2 separate regions of the Mus musculus genome follow, and region 2 is linked to region 1. Evidence: chromatin loops called from intact Hi-C (ENCODE). Cell type or tissue: heart. All regions are shown on one strand. Links, peaks and the distances in the headings refer to the core of each region. The heading gives the core; the rest is flanking DNA.

Region 1 (2,818 bases), core at 206-2,705:
ATCCCATCTCCTAATATTTCCAGAACTTCACAATAGTGCCACCAGCTAGAGAACAAGCTTTTACTACATAAGCCTTTGAAGAATGTTGGAGATTCAAACTCTGATATGACTAGACATAATTGGTGATCATTGGTAGAGAAATCTCTATTTGTCTTTTTTCAAATGTCTAGTAGAGTTTGGTCTTGAATTAAATTGCTTTCTTTTTCCTGGCATAACTGGTTAGTTTACCAGTCATCTCTTATCCTCAGGTGGACTTGCATCTAGTTAGTACTCAGTGGCCAAATAGAGATCTTCATGATAGTGCCTGACTTGTGTTCCATTTCTATTATGTCTCTTTTTATTTCTTCTTTGTTTCTATGTTGTGATTGCAATAACTGTGTCTAGGTAATGGCACCATGTAAAATTTAAAAGAAAAATTGAATTTAACACCAAACTGTATTAGACACTTGAAAATCTGATCAAGTGATGAGATTGGCATACGAGCCTAAGTGAACCAGTATCTTGGTGAGCAACTTTTATGATGGTATGGAACGTTTCTCTTCAATAATTTCAATTGGATGGCTTCTTGGGACTTTCTAAAATTCAATACTGAGGTGTGTGTGTGTGTGTGTGTGTGTTAACTTAAGATACGATATTATATAAATCATATTCATTATAAGGAAAGAAAGAAGGAGGGAGAGATGGAGGGAAGAAGATGAATGCAGCCTTAAAAATGCTTGTGCTCTGGACCTGATTTACAGTGTGGATAAAAATTTCTTCTCAGAACAGAATGCCCTTAGTATCTTAAATAGTAAAGGTACAATGTGGAAGAGTGCTCAGAGATCATTCTGTTACATGGTTTTGTGTAAATTTCAATGAAGATTGAACTACATGGACATTTTATTTAGGATTTCTATCAGTTTTGTTAATAATCTGGTTAGAAATTTCCACGGGTTTTGAGTGGTTTCACTTAATTATATATTGTTCAGGATCCAGTTCTCCATAGTGCGTAATTTGGGGAGGGGCATGAAAGGATTTTCAGCAATACACTTTTGATACTTTAGCAGGAGTTTGTATATAGAGCTGTATATGAACTGTAACTTGGGTCTGCTGTAGTTACATTGTTTCTACCTCCTTGAGCCCCCTGTAGATGAGATGGCTGTGCTGTGGGAACAGTCCACAATCCTTCTATTTGTTTTTTTTTTTTTTTTTTTTTTTTTTTTTTTACAATCCTTCTATTTGTTGTCTTTACATAAAGCCTTCCAACTGCTGCTGCTGCTGCCTTCCTTGCTAGCTTTCTGATTCCAAAAGACCTAAAGAGAAAGGAGCATGCCAAAGAGGATTTCATGTTCACTAAGCCTCTAGACACTTGAAGTTAGCTTTTATTCTCAGAGCATTTACAGAGATTTCCCCTGAGGCATTAATCTGAACTTTCTGTGAACCGGACCAAAGTAGCTCCTCCCCTGGCTGCTTCCCTTTCAGTATTTGTGTACTTCCTGAGTCCAGGACGCTCCTTCTAGGTCCCTGATGAGTCACATTCTTTTGCTGTTTAGTAGTGTTTCTCTAGGATAAAGATGTGCATAGCTCCAGGCTGGCTTTCTCTTCTGTATGCAGTCTTGTCTAATCCCTGGGAAGCACTCTGACCTCTGGGCACCAGCCAACTCCAGGGATGGATGGCCACCGCAGTGCGGGTATATTTTACTTTATCATCAAAGCAATTTCCTGTTCCTCACAGAGCCTCTCGACTTCTGAGCAAACCCAATCCAGGTCCTCCCTGCTCCCCCTAATTGAGGACCTACTTCCCCGCGTCTCAGAATCGTTTGTTCTCCTCAGACTGAAGTTAAAGAGAGAACAACCCTAGTCCTCCTACCACAGAAGGCATTTGTGGGGAAGACAGCCAACAGCTGTCAAAGACATTTCTTCACAAATCCCCCTGCAAGTCCCCATTGCTGTCTACATCCGCTGTGAAAGGGAAGAGCTTAAAAGCTGAATAAACAATTCGCATAGTTTCACTCTGAAATGCTCACATGGTTGTGTCTTTGCAGGAAAGGATTTATTGTTTTCATGCTTCAATGAGATCTGGCCTTAGAAGAGTCCTATTTTCAAACAGGTCACACACACATACACACACACATACACACATCAAAAATGTTTGTTTCCTCCTATGATAGGCAGTCATTTTTTTTAATCTTGCAGAAGTAGTTTTTCATTTCAAGTAATACATATATAAAATAATGCAATATGTGTGTGTGTGTGTGTGTGTGTATGTGTCTGTGAAGGCACATTCTACCACCTGGCTTATATTTATTATTTTTTTTCAAAATTGTCTTTTAGTTTCCAGGATTTTAATCACTTTATTTAAATTTTAATCCCATCTTATCAAACTACTCTCACATACAAAGAAACTGTAGGACATCTTATGAAAACAACCTCTATAATCAGGTAGCAACTTCTCTTTGCTTCTCTATATTAGGTTACATTTATATTCTTTATTAAATATTTTCATATGTAAAAGTCTTTAAATTACTCTTTTAAAATTAGTTGCTGCTGAATTTCAGATTTTATTTTCAGCCACTAATGTTGATATTTCATATTACTTCTAATTACCTGTTGAGCCTCTTAAAATTTTTTTATGTCAACACTTAGATTTCTGCAAATGATTATTTCACTTTGTTCATTCAATTCTTAAAATTGGACTCTGCTTCCTTGTCTTGTACTCATTAGAACCTTCTTTAATGCCATCTTAAAAGCAAAGAGTAAAAATAAGAAGCATTATTTAATTACTAAACCTCAAAGAAACATTCACACCTTTGGTATGAGACTTTAGGTTTCTAAGGCT
Region 2 (2,818 bases), core at 277-2,776, 910 kb after region 1:
AGTCCTTGCCATGTATGCCCTTGTCAACCACACACATTCACTCGGGACTTCATTTGCTCCCTACATATCCACCTTCTTTATTTCTTAGATGTTCAACATTCCCACTTGGACCCCAGGAAGGCTTTGCCATCCCTCTGAGCCTCACTTGGGGAAGGCTGTGCCACTCCCGTGGGTCTGGAACTTTTGGGTCCTAGACACAGCTGTGCACATGCCAATAGCACACGTTCACTCAGGACTTCCCTAGTTCCTGACACTGACTGACCTCTCCTTGGAACTTTACCAGCTCAGAATGTTCATGGCTTTTTCTCAGATTCCAACCTTTATATACCTTTATTTTCTCTATGTGCTTGACTTTATTAACATTGTATTATTGATCTTTCCGTTTCTCATGGTACCTATTCTGTACTGCCTTCTTTTCTTTATGTTGCCTGTATGTGAGTAGGTTTTGTAAGGTTTTATCTGCAACCATTACTCTTGATGACAGGACTAAGTTTGAATTAATAAACAAAAAAAGAGTTCATGTTGTCTATTGCATTGTGCAGTGTGGACTTGGTACTCTCTTGTCTCCCCTTCTACTTTCAGATATAACAACACCACATTGTATTTTATGCATCAGCAAACAGGTTTAGCACTATTAGTAGTGGAAGACTTTAGTTATATATAAAACAAGTGATGTCCCTGCCCAACATTAATGTGAGGATGTTGATATTAATTTTGTTTTCCAAATAGGATTATTTTGTTGTTGTTTTGTAGTTGTTATTGTTATAAGATATTGTCTCATGTAGCCCAGGTTTGCCTTAAACTCACCATCTAGGTATAGGTAGCCTTGAACTCCTGATCCTCCTACCTCCACCTTCCAAGTGCTAGGATTACAAAGAGATGCTACCATGCCCAGCTGCAAACAGTACTTTCATCTTATACATGGTAGTGCTACCTGCATTATCTGTTTGTTCTTTTAAAGATCCTGAGTTAGTCAACATGTTTTGTAGATAATATTTTAAAATTCCCCAGGCTAGAGCTGTAATTTAACAACAGACCAAATATTTATAATACAGAAGACCCTGAAATCCTTTTCCATCACTGCAAAACCTAATCAGTTGATTCATCCTAACTTTAGCTGTGGGAACAGTGCCTTTTTGTGTAAACCATACTATTTCTTATTATATTCCACATAAATTCTGTGAAATGTCTCTAAGTGCTATATTTTATTCTTATCTGGCTTAAGGAAAAGTAAGATAAAGGTAAAATTCAAAACAATAAATTGAGTTACTTATCAGCAGATCAAGGAGAAGTTATCAATTTGGAGGCTGAAACTTGACTGGAAGAGTTTGTGGGAATATACATGCACTTATTTTACTTTGGGACAAGCTGATTCTGTGCACAAAGGAATGAGAACCTTTATTAGTAAAAGCTTCCTCCCATATCTGGATGGAAGCTGACAAAGATGGAATGTTGTATTGCCATAGATGTGAAAGGGTGAGAAGATAAGCTTAGTTTAAATGGGGGATTTCATCTTTTTAGACAGAGAAGTCTTCATGTTACCATAGATCACATCCATCCATTCATTCATCCTTCACTCTAATTGTCTCTTGTTCCTACCTAATGAAGTGTGCTGTGTGTTTGTTTTGCAGATCTAAAGCGGGAAGCCAGTATCTGTCATATGCTGAAGCATCCACACATTGTAGAGCTGTTGGAGACATATAGCTCAGATGGGATGCTTTACATGGTTTTTGAATTGTGAGTGGACATTTTATTTCTCGAGTAAAGTTTTAAGTGATATTGGTTGCAGAAAATCTTAACACCTTTTTCTTCAAGTTTAGCAACAGTTGTGGACTCATCTGATTCAAGAGACCTGGAGTCACAGGTAAAAAACAAGGACTTTCTCATTTAAGGACAAATGGCAAAGGCAACAAAAGCTGGCCATACCAAGTACGCTTACATTGTCAGTACTCTTCAGAGAAGAGGCTCTAAAATGACCTAGAGTCTCCCAAAATCTTGAGTTTGGATCTTAGTGAAGAAGAGGAAGATGAAAGTAGAGGATTCCACATAGAAAGTCTCTCTGGCAACTCAAAATGTATAATAACACACATAACTTTCTCTTTTTATGTAATCATATTGCCATAAAAGGAAACTTCTCCACTAACAGTGTCTTGATTTCAATATGCTACTTCACTTTGACAGTCACATAAGTTTGTTTAAGATGGAGCAGTGTGAGCCAAGCACAACTAAATAATCTATAGATGCTTGGATAAATGTTCAAAGAGATTATGTAAAGCTTTATGGGATATCATTATTCAATATTTTGTCTTTAATCTCTTTCTATTTAAAATTAACCCATGACTTTGATTAGGAAAATAGAAAAAGGAAGATAACCAGCTTCACTATTCAAGATATCAAAATAAGATGATGTATTCATGTATTCATTGTCTATTGCTTCATAATACATTACTCTAAACTTTAGTGACTTTTAAGCAATATCCATGTATTACCTCACTCTCTGAGCATCAGGAATGAAGTTCAACTTAGATAAGTCTTCTGGCTCTAGATCACTCACAAGATGCTAAGTTAAGGGCCAGAGCATCTTAAGACTCTACTGAGGGTGGATGTGCTTCCAATTTCATTCACATGGCTGCTAGCAATCATGTAATGAGTGAGGACCTCAGTTCCCAAGAGCCATTGGCCAGAGGCATTCCTTTGTCCCTTGTCATTGGACCTCTTCATAAATTAGGATGGCTACTAGCTTTGACAGAGCAAGCAACAAAAATAGACATCAACCTTAGAACCTAATTCCAAAAGTTGCACAACATCTCTTCTGGCA

Evidence for each region. Peaks named below come from ENCODE experiments on the same cell type or tissue, not always from the same donor. Only the 100,000 strongest peaks of a DNase experiment are listed, where the experiment ranks them.
Region 2: it touches region 1 in a loop (3-fold over the local background); 4 of 42 quality-filtered maps call a loop at or near these places.

Annotation. Positions count from the first base shown.
Region 1 is chrX:14,627,438-14,630,255 of GRCm38, reverse strand. No RefSeq gene overlaps it. Among named protein-coding and RNA genes, the nearest start is that of n-TPtgg3, 74 kb to the left of the region's middle. In heart, for the core only: no CTCF peak of the experiment used is centred there; a DNase peak (open chromatin) is centred at 1,585.
Region 2 is chrX:13,713,585-13,716,402 of GRCm38, reverse strand. Cask (calcium/calmodulin-dependent serine protein kinase (MAGUK family)) reads left to right here. Exons shown (of 27, transcript NM_001284503.1): 3 at 1,632-1,737. Among named protein-coding and RNA genes, the nearest start is that of Gpr82, 54 kb to the right of the region's middle. In heart, for the core only: no CTCF peak of the experiment used is centred there; no DNase peak of the experiment used is centred there.